Linked DNA regions of Homo sapiens: region 1 is linked to region 2. The links are chromatin contacts, found by Hi-C or POLR2A ChIA-PET in ENCODE. All regions are on one chromosome and are shown on one strand. The core of a region is the stretch at or near the end of the contact, and the rest is flanking DNA. Distances in the headings are between cores, read along the strand shown.

Region 1 (7,053 bases), core at 2,059-4,558, 170 kb before region 2:
ACACAAAAATTTAAGACAGGAAATTTAGATTATCAAGAGACAGCACTCTGTTTACGCCTCAAATGGGTCATACATCTAACAGTTACAGATAGTCACAAAATGGTTTAATACTGAATAACTGTAATATAAAAGCAGTATTAGCATGAATCCAGTGGTTGCTCTGAAAACAAGATATAGTTAATAATGTTTTATTTCACATGAAAATGCCTTCACATATTATGCAAATTTGAAACTTAAACCTCAAAAAAACACAGCAGAAATGGTGAATTCTGTCAGCATGGTAATGTATTTTATACACAGTTTTGGCTAAGTGTGACAGAATAATACTATCTGATGCTGATGTTTATTTCCTTCTCGCCTAAGCAAAGCAGCTCTAGTCTATGGAGAAGTCAAGGACTTAGGCTCCTTCTCCCATCCCTGTTCCATCACCCTCCTTCACATGGTTGAGATGACTCATAACCCTGTTCACATTCTAGCCAGCAGGGAGCAGGAAAAAGGGGAATGAGCGGGCATGTGGCTTCCCTTTAAGGGCATGATCTAGAAGCTGCACAGCTCACTTCTACTCACATCCAATTCATCAAAACTTGCTCACAGGGCCACATCAGCAACATGTGAACCCAGGAAATGCTATCTTTACTATGGATGGATAACAATGGGGAAATATATAATGATAGGAAAGGGACAAAATGGATTTTGGAGGCAATTAGCAATCTTTAATACAGATGTCAAAGGAAACGACAAAACAATTTTCATTAAATATTAAATGCTGTTTCACTGAGTGGACTAAACTAAGTTAGAATAAGATTTTTAATTTTTGTCTTTTCTTAAAGGAGAAAATATTAAGATAGACGCCAAAATACTTGAAAGTTAAGATTATATGAAATACTAAACATTTTCTAAACTAACAAAATAAGTATCTTTTCAAATTTTAGTTCCACACATTTTTTTAGCATAAAATAGAAAAGAAATAAATATGCACTAATAAGTTTAAATAATTTCACTCTTGACCCTAGGGCAAAATACTATCTTTCCTTGAGTCATATATTTGTAAGAGAGATGATTATACATAAAATATAAACTGAAATAATTTTACAAATAAACTTTATTTTTCAAACACAACCTACTCGATTTTAACAAGAAACTGTAGGTCTAAGGAGCTCAGCCCTGAGTCCAGAAAGGTCAAAGGAAGTTTTATACAACGTTCTCTTGGGACATTTCATGACATCACCTACAAAGACAGTTCAAGAAGGTGAGAAAACATTTTAACCACAGTGGAACAGAAGCTTCTAGGGAACCTCTATACCACATTTCTAGACCAGAATATTTAACATATATAATTTGCCACAATTCTTTTTAAGTTACAGTCTTTCTTCTTCCTAAATACAAAAAAAAAAAAATTCATTAACAATCAATTTTGTTTTTTTAATCCCCTGTCCTCCCATGTAATGAATGCTGATGAGATCCTGAAATATTCCCCAAAGTAATGAAAAAAAATTAAAAATGCCCAGTTCATATAGCTCCTAAAATATGCCTCCTTTTAGGAAATACAAGTTACTTTTCTAATCTGGTTTTGTAGCTTATGAAAAAAATAAACATTCTTGAATACACAGGTAAAATAAACGTAACGAATACTGTTTGTCTTTCCATAAAGATGTTTTGTCACAGTAAAGGCAAGAAGATCAACTCTCACACACAAAACTGCAGCTATCAGCTGGGTGTGGTGACTCATGCCTGTGATCTTGACGCTTTGGGAGGCCAAGGCAGGAGAAATGCCTGAGCCCAGGAGTTCAAGACCAGCCTAGGCAACATGGCGAGACCCTGTCTCTACAAAAAATTTAAAAATCAGCCAGGCATAGTGGCATGTACCTGTAGTCCCACCTACTTGGGAGCCTACTTGGAGACTGAGGCAGGAGGATGGCTCAACCTAGTAAGTACAGGCTGCAGTGAGCTGTGTTCATGCCACCACACCATAGCCAGAGCGACACAGCAAGACCGTCCCAAAAAAAAAAAAAAAAAAAAAAAAAAAAAAAAAAACCAAACTGCAGCTATCTTCATAATAATGGAGGAAGATTTCTTCCAAAATCAAATTTTTCTATTTTTCTTCTACATTATTATACTTTTGAAACATTTCTTTATATTTCTAGTTAATTATCCTACTGCAAGAGAAATTCTTGCTATTGAAAGCCATGATAAGAAGTGTAAATCATCTATTACATATATTTGAAGTGGTATCTTCAAATAGTTTTAATTTAAGGGGATATCTCATTTCATATGTAATTAGTCAGCACATGTATAAACCCAAGGATCCCAACTGTCAGATGTATTTTATTTGCTTCCCTTTTCACTAGAATTCTTACTCTGGGGAATTCCAATGCCTTAGGTGTTATAAATGAGAACAAAGAAGAAGGAGTGATGCAGAGTTATCACACTTTCTACCTCCTCCCCTGCCCCTGCCCCAGTAATGCATTGCTGCCAACATCAAAACATCTTGGAAGGCTGTCCAGGGTATCGTTACCTTACAAATCCCCATGAACCATGATGAGAAAAGCCTACTATTAATAAATAAATAAAGCCACGTAATAGGTGTCCAAAATTGCCTAATAAGATTGCCCATTGTTTATATGACAGACATTTAGATCCTTGTACTCTGTACTTAATTTCCTACCAGAAGCAATATTTCCTATCAAAGACTTTTCCTTTGTTGTATGTAATAATTTCCCCTGACTCAGCACTATAAGGATCTGAATGTTTTTCTTCTGTTACAGGAAGCGTTGGTAACCCGGATACAGAATCAATCTTATAAAGCATCATATAACAAGAAAGATCAGTCAGACTTAGTCATGAAAGACAGGAGCCAGATTAAAAACTAGGTATTTTTTGTTGTTGTCTTAAAAGACCAATTTCTGTATCTAAAAGTTTGTTTCCAATAAATAAGTAAATAATTTACAGTCTAATATTAAGTTGTAAAGTTTAAAAACAGTAAAAATCTGTTTATATAATTTCAGAAACAGAGCCATTATCAAGTAAGAAAGTAAGACACATGCCATGTAATGGAAAGCTTATCTAAAGAGTAGCCTAATGTGAAGTACAATGTCTACTTCTCCTTCAATTAAAGCACAATGAACCAAAAACCACCAAATTTATGTCAAACTCTGTTCTCAAAAGTTGGTCAATTCATTCATTCAGATATTAACTGATTGCACATTGTCCATATAGCATGTAGTCTAGTGTAAATATAAAACATGGGAAGCACCAAAATTATAATTCAGTGACACCAAACTTCTAAGTGACTAGAACTTAGCTGAGGAGACACGGCTGACATGAAATATCCAAAATGCAAAACCTTGTCATTTAAATACGAAATTGCATGGTAACCAGAGTAACTTCCTTTCTTGTTTTATTTTTTCTGATATATACTTCCCCCAAACCAGACCATACACATAACCATGTTCATGGTTGAAAAATCAGAAGAGCAGAAGAGAAAAAGTGTAAAAATGAAAACACAATCCTTCAATTCCTCCACTCCTGAGATATCCAGCACCAAAGAACCACAATACAATATGCTTTCACATATTGTATTCTAAGCTAGGCGTATACTCCCATTCCTTTAAAATATCTTCCATGACATCTTTTCCTGCCTGTATCTCCTACCTGAGCATTAGCTTGGGGAATAGCTCAAATACATTTCCCCATTGAAAGGATGGGGATCTCCAGGTGGGCTCAGACCGCCAGGCGGGCTCAAATGCCATCCTCCGTGATTCCTGAAAATTGTGAGCTTCCCTCAAGTAGAAATGAGAACCTGAAGCATCAAGATAGAACTGTCTCTACACCACCAACTACAATGTTCTGACAAAAAGTAAAAGCTAAAAAATGCTCAAGTTCTAGCACTTGATTATTCAGAAAATGCTTCAAGAATGAGAACTTCAATTATACTTTGAAAGACAGTTAAAATTTGTTGGGGGAGAAAATAAATCATCAGAAAATATTCACAATACTAACTGTGACAACCTATTTGATAGGATGGTCAAAAAAGACCCATCTAAGGAGGTGATATTTATGCTTAGATCTTTATCCCTCCCCTGAAAATATGTAGAATCAAAAGAAAAACTTTTCAGGAAGGCAAAGCAATTTGAGGAGGCAACAAGTAGAACATACCTCAGAACTGAAATTAGACAAGTGAGGCTGAAGTTTAAATGTTATTCAAGAGTAAGCAAGAAAGTCACACATTATGTTTTTTAAATTATTTCCAATTAAGGGAACCAAATAAAAATACACAGAGGGATACTGAACAGTTAAGAAAAGAAGGTTGCAGCCAAAATGCTAGTCAAAGTAGTTTCAGGTTGATACAACAGGAAATTTTAAAAAAAAATTTAATTATATTAAATAGAGCTGGCATAATATAATTATTAAAGCAATGGATGAAAATTCTTTAAAGAAGGTATAAGGTAATGCCCGAATACTACTCACCTATTTGATGAAAACAGATGTGTACCATAAAAAGATTCCCATATACAATATACGACCCATATACAACTAAGAAACTACCCCAACAGCACCTCTGTTATAGCAATTTTGAAATTTTAATGTCCACTAAGAAGAAAATATAACATGAATCAGGATAAATAACAAACATCAGGTTCCAATTATGTGCTTCTCAGTAAAACTTTTAAATATGCTAATCTTCAGCAGTTAATGGACAACAAATAACGTGGAAAGTGGTTTTACTTGTAACTCTGATACTTCAGTTATATACAAAAACAGATTCTAGATGCTGATTCTAATTATGGATCAGCAGGCAAAAGAATGATGCATGTGGCTGTAAGACCCTTTTCATCCTTTTTAAAATGTCACATGAAAATACAATCCACAGCTGATTAAAATAAATACCTCTCAACCATACCAGATTGACAGGTCCAGCTTAAGTTTCTCTGGCTTTATCACTATTAAATTTCTTTTTCCATCTCCAGAAAGAAAACAAAACTGAACAAAACAAAAACGAACCATCAAAGCTCTTGTCCATATAAAGGTCTAACAATGCCTGCCAAGTTTTATGGTGCTCACTAAATAGGATGTAGCTCAAGATGAGTGCATTATCTATCCTTCATTCCTTCAATCTGTATTGAGTACCTACACCGTGTTGGAAATGAAGTAGGCACTGTGGTGACAGTGGTGAAGAAAACGAAGAAACAGAAACTGTGACAAGTACTGGAAAGAACACAGCAGAATACCATGAGATAAAATAATGTGTCAAAACATTTAATGATCACTCAGGGAAGGCCTCTCTGAGGAAATGACATTTAAGTTATGATACGAAAGATGTGTTAGGTAGTTGGAAAAAAATCAGGCACATGAAGCCTCAGATGTGGAGGTCCTAAAGGCCTGAAAAACTGAAAAATGATGTGAGTGGATAAAGAAGGAAGACCTGAGGGAGAGTGTCGTGAAATGAATCTAGAAAGGTAGATGATGAAGAAATATGAATGATAAACCCTTCATATGAGTAAATAATGCTTTTTGTCTTATTACTTCTCTAGGTTATAGCCATCGCAGTTTCCATTCATTCTGATCATATAATCTTGAATAATGAGAATGAATTTGAAGACTAGCAAATATTGCAACTCATTCTGTAGCAAATAATTACAACTCATTCTGCATGATTCTGAAGAACATTCCAGAATCCTGCTTCAGGCAGAATAGTGAAGGCAGAACAAATATCTCTCTCTGAGACAGACAGGCTTATTAATTTCTATGATCAGTTAAAACTAAAGACAAAATTAGAAACTTTATTGTAAAACAAAAACTAGGAACTTTTACTTTTTTTTTACAACTCATTTGGCTTTCAAAGCGACACTCAGCAAGATATTTTCTCTTGCTGCTTGCAACCAGTTTTGTTTTCTGAATAAGAAATGCTGTTAGTATTTATTTTCAGTACTTAGGGGTATTATAAATATAAATGAGTTTAATTCTGGTTTGAAAAGAACTCACATTCTTGGGTATATTCCTTATAATTTGAATAATTTTATTATTAATGGAAATTTCTAAAATTAAATATACTTTTATTTTACATCATTTAACATCAATAATAATCTAGATTAGATCTGTTTTGAAATCTTGGAACAACACAAATTTTAAAATGAAAATTCCAAACTTTATATAAGTTTCCTCTGAGACATTTAAACAATCACTGAAGACCAGTATCCTAAGGGAATTAGAACCTGATAATTAAGTAAAACCTTTCGTTTTAAAAAAAAAAATTTGAGAGTAACTATTTTTCCAGACCTTAAGGTTGTCAGGTCCAGAATTAACTTGCCCTCTGAAAAAATCTCTACCTAGCCCATTTTACTATTAATATATTTTTTAACTGCAAAAAAGACAATTAATTCAACAACCTTAAAAAATATATCAATCACAATTTCCTGGGGTGGGGGTGGGCAGTTGAGGCAGTGGATGAAGAGCTATTGGTCAAAGGATACGAAATTTCAGTTAGACCGGAGACATAAGTTCAAGAGGTTAACAATGTACTGTATATTGAAAATTGCTAAGAGGGTATATTTTAAATGTTCTCACCAGTTAAAAAAGAAAAAAAGTAAGTATGGGAAGTAATGGCTATGTTAATTAGCTTGATTTAGCCATTCCACAATGTATACATATACAGAAACATCATGTAGTACAACCATAAATGTATTTGTCATTTTTAAATAAAGAAATAGGGCTGGACACGGTAGCTCATGCCTGTAATCCCAGCACTTTGGGAGGCCGAGGCGGGTGGATCACGAGGTCAGGAGATGGAGACCATCCTGGCTAACACGGTGAAACCCCGTCTCTACTAAAAATACAAAAAATTAGCCGGGCGTGGTGGCAGGCACCTGTAGTCCCAGCTACTCAGGAGGCTGAGGCAGGAGAATGGCATGAACCAGGGAGGCGGAGCTTGCAGTGAGACAAGATTGCGCCACTGCACTCCAGCCTGAGCGACAGAGCAAAACTCCATCTCAAAAAAGAAAAGAAAATCAAGTAAGCAAGCAAGCATGACAGAAGTCAAAATCAAAAACAAAATCT
Region 2 (7,386 bases), core at 4,146-6,645:
GGTTAGCTTATAAATAACAGAAATTTATTTCTAACATTTACGGAGGCTGAGAAGTCCAAGATCAAGGTGTTAGCTAATTCAGGATGTGGTGAGAGCCCACTTTTTGGTTCACAGAAGGTGCCTTCTCATGGCATCCTCACATGGTGGAAGTGACAAATGAGATTTTAAAAATCTCTTTATAAGGGCACTAACCCCATTAATGAGAGCACCATCCATCATCATGACCAAATTACCTCTGAAAGGCCCTACCTGTTAATACCATCAACTTGGGGGTATGACTTCAACATATAAATTTTAGGGGACACAAACATTCAGACTTTAGCAGAATTCTGTTGTCTACCTACAGGTGAAATTTGAGTTACACAATAATTGCTTCATCAAGTGGTTGCCGGTAATCAATATTCAAAGAAATCTTAATATTTGGTTGACTATGTGGCAAGGTCTAATTATCATTAACAGATAGGATTTGTTTCCATGACAACCAGTGGTAAAACATTTAAATTATGTCTTGTGATAATGCTAGAATGAAGTCCTATTAAAGACAAAGCTGTCTAAACTGAGTGACTGCTGTGATAGTCCATTAACGGTAGTTCAAGCATAAAAAGACTGTGTGGGTGGAATGGCTACTTCAGACTGTACTGCAGAGCTTTGAATGCATCAAAATATGACCAGGGAACCCAGATATTTCTATGATTGCCTTAAGATGATGTCTTATCTCTTATATCAGCAGAGTTGAAGAAGTCCGAATTCAGAAGTCTAAATTTCTGATTTCTAGGTTTTATATAAAGGAGCCCAAGATGGCCTCTGTATATTGGCCATATGTTGTTTACTTCTTTATAACAGGCTGAAGTCTGTTAACTCAAAAGTTTGACACCACTAAACTCTAACTCATATATATCCAGTTGTTTTAAACATACCCCCAATGTGCAGAGTTTTAGCCATTTAGAGCCTCTTGGCTTTCCATATTCGATGAAAATGTACCAAACACTTACTAGGCAGAGATAAGATAAACTCTATAGATATAAAAGACTCCAATTCTAACCTTTGGAAGTGTTGGACTCCCCAGAGATTTACTGTAGGACTGCTGAACATTGCCTAAAACACAAGCCTCCTATCTGATCTCTCTCTTTCTCCTGGGAGTTCTCTTGCCCTTGTCTCACTATGAACAGTGGTCCCTGTGCTGTATCTCTTGGATATTCTTATGCTCTGAGGTCTTTCTCTCTACCCCAAAACCTGTTAAAGTGTTGCCCAGATAATGCTTATCTTAAGCTCACAGTGTGCTACTGTCACCTCATTGTCTTTTTTTTTTTTTTTTTTTTTTTTTGGAATCAGTCCCCACATTCATCACACTTACTGTACCAGGGTAGTTGAATTATACTGCAGATCACATTCATAACTACATTACTTCTCTTGAGTAAAAATTAATTTACTTCTTGAAAATGAGAAGGATCTGGAAAGTTAATCAATGGTTTTGGTTAATTGGACAAATATGAATTCCCTGAATCTCCTGTCAATCTACCTCCTATGCCAGCAGAAGAAACCTCTCCTTCTCACTCATGTGTCTAGTTTTTTTGCATCCAGTAAATTCCTCACTTGAAACAATTATCTTGCAAGAGAATTCAAATTCTTCTCATTTCAATATGTCTACTTCCATTTTTTACCTCAAGGCCTATAAATTATGTCAGGTTTCAATATAACCTAGGGAGTCATTTACAAAATAAACCAGGTTCCATACCAAAAATAATTACAACATTTTGCTAATATAGCAAGAAAAAATCTGGAGAATTTATGAAAATGGCCTCTGAGATTATAGACAATGATGGGAAGGATATCATATTTGGATAGGCTTTTTGCTTGTTATTGTTAATATGGGCGTATACAGCTAGAGCTTATTTAACTCAAAATTCTTGATTTAGAGTTCTAGTTTGAGAAAATAAGAGTGCTGCTAAATGTTTTCTCAGTGGATTGATTAAAACTTCGGCTCCGTATTGGCCTACGATGAATGAAACTGAGATACCAGTGCACTCGTCTGTTCATTGTAGCACTTGTCACAATAGCAAAGACATGGAATACACATAGGTCTCTATCAACAGTGGATTGGATAAAGAAAATGGGGTACATATATAACATGGAATACTAGACAACCATAAAAAAGAACAAAATCAAGTCCTTTATAGCATCGTGGATGTGGTTGGAGGTCATCATCTAAACAAAATTAATGCAGGAAGAGAAAACCAAATACTGCAAGTTCTTATTTACAAGTGGGAGCTAAACATTGGGCACTCATGGACATAAAGATGGCAACAGTAGACACTGGAAACTACTAGAGGAGGGAGGGAAGGAAGGGTCACAGATTGAAAAGTAAACTACTGGGTACTATGATCAGTCCTTGGGTGGGATCATTTGTACCCCAGACCTCAGCATCACACAATATGTCCATGTAACAAATCTGTATATGTACTCCCTGATTCTAAAATCAAAGCTGAAATTATTAAAAAATTTATTAAAAAAAGAAAAGAAATAGAGATGTCAGAATTTCCTTAGTATAATGTAGAAACTTGGGGAAATAGGATGGCTGAAGTAAATTATCTCTGAGAGGCAATCGACTCAGTCACCCTGTAGTTCTGTTTCTGAAAGGTCCTAGTTTATAGTCCCTTCCCCACAGAACTGATAAATAAATTAGTATAGATAAATACGTTAGTAGAAACCCTGTAGTGCCTGTTCTCTGTAGACCAAGGATAAAGAAGAGAAATAATGACACTGAAACAGACTGTCTGATTTCAATGGGGTTATAGAATCCCTTCGTAACAGAGGCAAAGTAGCAGCACTTAATGAAAAGGGAGAAGATTATAATAGTTACTCTAACAGGCAGCAGAGCCAAAGTGGTAATAGAAGTACTTTGATCTGCAGTTATTTTTGGCAATAACTAATTGATCATTACATTTCTAGAACTGAAATAGATGAACACTTCATTAATTCCCTACTTGATCTGTATTAACAGAAAGGATAAAAATTTATCTATGTTAGAAAGGTCAAAGTGGAAGACTTTGCAACTGGAGAAATTGTCAGAAATACAGGTCTATCATAATTTATGAACAGGGAATTTCTTAGGCCACATGGACAGGAACTCAGAGTCAGTTATAATCTTGGTGACAAAAAGATTTTGGGAGAAGACTCATGAATGGATCTCTTGAAATAATGCCGGAATGAGAGATTATTTGCTTTTCGTGTAAATGGTCATCTAATGATATCCTCTTCTGAGCAGACTCTTAGTCAGGTAGATCACATGATCACGCTGTGGATGTCTGTTTCTTTCTTCAACTCTCCCAGTTCGTGACCATTGAGCTCATAAACAAAGTGGGGATAATGGTGGAGACTCAAGATTTCTCCTCACTGAAGTTTTTGCCTGGCTTCTTACATTGTAGTGTGCCAAATAAGTCATTAACAGGGAAGAATGGTGAACCCTTGTGTAACATCATATTACATGAGACAAATCAGCCACCTGGGAATAAGTGAACCCATTTCATTATGTAAGTAGAAATTTTTAAGCTAAAACTGACTTATGTTCTGAAAATAGATGAAGCTACTGAATAAATCTATTGAATACCATAAAATATTCAATAAATAACTACATGAGAATAATTCATATTATCCCCACAAATTTAATGAGCATTATTGTATGAGTCTAAGCCATCTGTTTATTTTATGTCAGATAAAGTTCTAAGAACTAGAGTAAATGCAAATTGAAAGTTTCTCAAAGCATTAAAAAGTACTTGCTGAGAACTTTCCTTTTATTATTCTTAACAAAGGTGAGTATCTGTAATGTCAGAATAGTGTGGGTTATGCTGCCATAAAACACAACTTCAAATCTCAGTGCCTTAAAAGAATAAAGGTTGATTTCTTACCCGTGTTCCTTAACAATTGCACATTGCCAGGTACTTATCATGCATTCTCAGGTATACTGGCTAATTGGACAGCCAACATAATGAGTATTGCCTTTTCTAGCAGAGGGAAAAGACTGCTCTGGAGAGTCTCACTATAGCCCAGAAGTGACATACTTCAGTTTTACTCACACCTCATTTGCCAGACTAGTTACATGGTCCAAAACAACCATAAATAATCAAGAAGTGAAATCCTGTGATGAATTTGGAGTACGGAGGACTGAAACTATGTTGCTGACTCCAAAATACCTATCCAGGAGTTATGTCAAGCTTTTCTCAAGACATTAATATTCTGGGATGATATTTGATAGTTAGCTTTTAATTTTAAGAACTGACAAATTGCTTTATATTCTTCTAAGGATTTTCTTGGAGCTATGCTGCCTTTGCTTAATGTTCCATTTTGTTTTACCATTTTCTTCATTTTCCTTTTCTTCCTTTGTCTTGGGCAGGCATTCCAAGAATAAAAATTCAGATTGAGAGCAAAGGTTGACATAGGCTGACGATTCAGAGTGAAAGTACAGGCAAGGGAAGTGTTTTCATCGGGAAAAGGTCGAAGGCTTAAAGATGATTCGGCAATGTACTTTGTTGGATGATGAAGAGCATTACATAAAATTTAATTCTATTATAACTATCTTGAAGTACTTAAAGAATAATGAATTAGAAGATGTGGTAATAGAGTGACTGTGGAGGAAAATGTGGCCTCCAGTATCCACTTAGTAATAGTTCAAAGATGTGGATATTAAAACCTGGTTTCATAGGTTGCATTAAGAAATGCTACCCAGGCCACCTCACTTATTTCAAAGGGTTATGGATCTCTTTGCTTCCATCTGACATCCAGATGGACAGGATGAGGTGGAAAATGATGATTATTTTATAGTCTGCCTCCTGGGTTGTAGGGGTGGAGATGGAGTCTTATGAAATAAAATCCTGTCATAGATGCTGGAATGCCTAGATATCATAAATCAGGTGGACTAGTGGCATTTTACCAAAATATAACTTCATTAATAATAACTTCCTAATAAAATTATTGTTTAAAAAAGTCCTCAACTTAATCCAGACTTAACTGTTACTTATCAAGGATTTGTTATGTGCATAGCACAATGATCATACACATTTTAGCTTGAGCTAAAGTTCTCTAGAAACTTTATCAAATCTAAGAATTTCATAGAAATTCTATAATTGTGATCAACATATTGGGGAATTGCATTTACTGAATAAGTTTGTCAAAGATAAAGATGAGATGTATGCTTTCTCTACCAAGAAAAGAACAATAGGGATTTAAAAGAGAAATGAAAAGCTATACATGGGATAGGTTTGAAGTAAATGTTATAACTTACCCAAGAGATCTTAAAAGCAGTAGATTCCCAACTGCTAAAATAGGTTATTTTCCTTTAAATATGTACACCAAATGGAATCTTGAAGCCTAAACCCTCACATGACTCAGTCATAAGGTTTTGGACTTACGTAGTCTTATCTGAGGAACTCAGAGTGCATCCGCTTCATTAATGCTTGCTCACAATATTCTTAAGAACCACGAAGGGGGAAATCAAATTATCAATTCAAAGACAGAGAAACAGACCAGAGGAATCAGTGACATGCCCAAGATAAAAAACAAAAACGAAACCAAAAACAACCCACCACCTAAACTGGAAATAGAAGTAAATTCTGTCTTCCCAGCAATCTTGCCCTATCCCACATTGTCTATACAGTTCCCAAGTGACTCACTCTGTTGATAAACTGAAATATGCTGAACTCTATATAATTATGCTACCTAAGCACAATTTAATGAGTGTGTAATAAAGCCCTTCCAGAGATATGAGGGAGGAATCGTTATTATTTTTAGCAAATTACCAAGCAGCAACTCAAAAAGAATCTAACTCTAAATGCCATGCTTTGAAGTTAATACTGCGAATTCTGTAGTACAGTTTTCACTTTTTCTTTCCCAAATGATAACTGATATGAGAAGGAAAGAGTTGCCAAAACACAATCTGTAAGCCGATTAAAACAACAGTTCCAATGAAAAAAATCTGAAATGAAAATGGAATGGTGAAAGTCAAAGTAATGCCCAAGCCAATAAATAAAAATGACTTTTAATTAGTATTTCTTATGGTATACACTGAATATTGTACTCTTTATGAGGTCAGAAAATCAGTATCCCTTGCTAAACTCTGAATTGACTTTATATAAGCTATCCGTTTGATAATGAGAACTGGAATTATTTGAACTTTCACCCACATTAAGCCACAGAAATAAGCACAGTGAGTGGCCTGACATTCCTTGTGGAGCGGCCTGATCATCAGCTAATATGTGTGGACACATTTGGATAGATTTTACATTATCAGTAATTTGCGATTATGCAGTCAGGTGAATTACAGTTAAAGGTGTATGAAATTCCATCACTCAATAGTGGTTTTTGTTCAATGACAAAAGTCATAGAACTTGTAATGACTTATAGGGAATCTATCCAGAAATGAGCCATTTGTCATCCCAAATGCAAAATCCAAGCTTCAGCTCATATCAGATGTAAAATGATGTATGAATAAATATTTTATGATTATTACAACACTAAAAACTAGGAGTTGGTAAGTGCTTCAGAGTGTTGGTGACACCTCTAGGCCTGTATACATAAGCCTAAATTAGTAAACTTTAAGCTTAATGAATAAACTTTAAGTCTTAATCAGTAAATTTTATACATTTATAAAAAGATGAAAAATTATCCATACCCTTTTAGTGGCAGTAAAATGTATGAAAGGAAACATGGTGAAACAAAGAATACAGAAATAGAACACAGAAAACCTAAATTCTAGTTGTGCTGAATTGCAATGTAATTTTGGATTTTAATTATCTTAGATATTTTCTTCGTCTATTAAATGGTGATAACCACCAACAAAACTGTAAGAATAAATGTATAAAAGACTATGCAAACATAAAACATGATTATGTTAATAAAATTCAGATACACTAATTGGAACATTAGTGTATCCTATGAACATGATTATTTAGGTTAACATTTACTTTGCATTACAATTACATTACTTTACCTAGTTTCAAAAACATTCTCTCAAAGAAATAATTTCCAATAGTTGATACATTTATATTCATATATCTCCAAAGACACTGTCTAAAAGGTATGTTTGTGGATTAGTTAGTTGTACTTGCCTATATTTTCCATATGGGACTGTGATATTGTTATATAATTTTTGTATGCTAATAAGATAACGAAAGGCTGGGGCTCCTGGGTAACCTCAGACTGAGAGTTGGTTGCCAGGGGAACCAATCCTGTGATTAGAGGTTTAGGAATTTTAACCCAATTCCTGGACTTTCAGGGTCAGGAGAGAGGCTGAAAGTTGAGTCAATCACCGATGGCCAATGGCCAATGATTTAATCCATCATGCTTATGTAATGACGCCTCCACAATAACCCGAAAGAACAGAGGGTGGAGAGA

What was found. A loop is a pair of places that touch in the nucleus more often than their neighbours do. ChIA-PET counts read pairs that join two places held with the same protein, here RNA polymerase II (POLR2A). Pooled maps may share reads with other maps.
Region 1: a loop to region 2 is called in a pooled map, with 4 times the contacts of the local background. The contact joins two enhancer-like sites. A Hi-C loop is called at or near these places in 8 of 50 pooled maps. POLR2A ChIA-PET finds 5 or more read pairs at or near these places in 2 of 52 experiments (activated CD4-positive, alpha-beta T cell and activated T-cell).

Annotation. Positions count from the first base shown.
Region 1 is chr3:105,827,668-105,834,720 of GRCh38, forward strand. All of the region lies in intron 3 of CBLB (Cbl proto-oncogene B), which reads right to left. Among named protein-coding and RNA genes, the nearest start is that of CBLB, 38 kb to the right of the region's middle. RefSeq lists a silencer at 1,287-1,336. Within about 2 kb of position 3,309, at least 7 of the 41 ENCODE cell types and tissues checked have a DNase peak (open chromatin) inside an H3K27ac peak, as active enhancers do.
Region 2 is chr3:105,998,841-106,006,226 of GRCh38, forward strand. It overlaps LOC124909403 (a long non-coding RNA gene), which reads left to right. Exons shown (of 2, transcript XR_007095991.1): 2 at 3,426-7,386. Among named protein-coding and RNA genes, the nearest start is that of CBLB, 130 kb to the left of the region's middle. Within about 2 kb of position 5,396, at least 3 of the 41 ENCODE cell types and tissues checked have a DNase peak (open chromatin) inside an H3K27ac peak, as active enhancers do.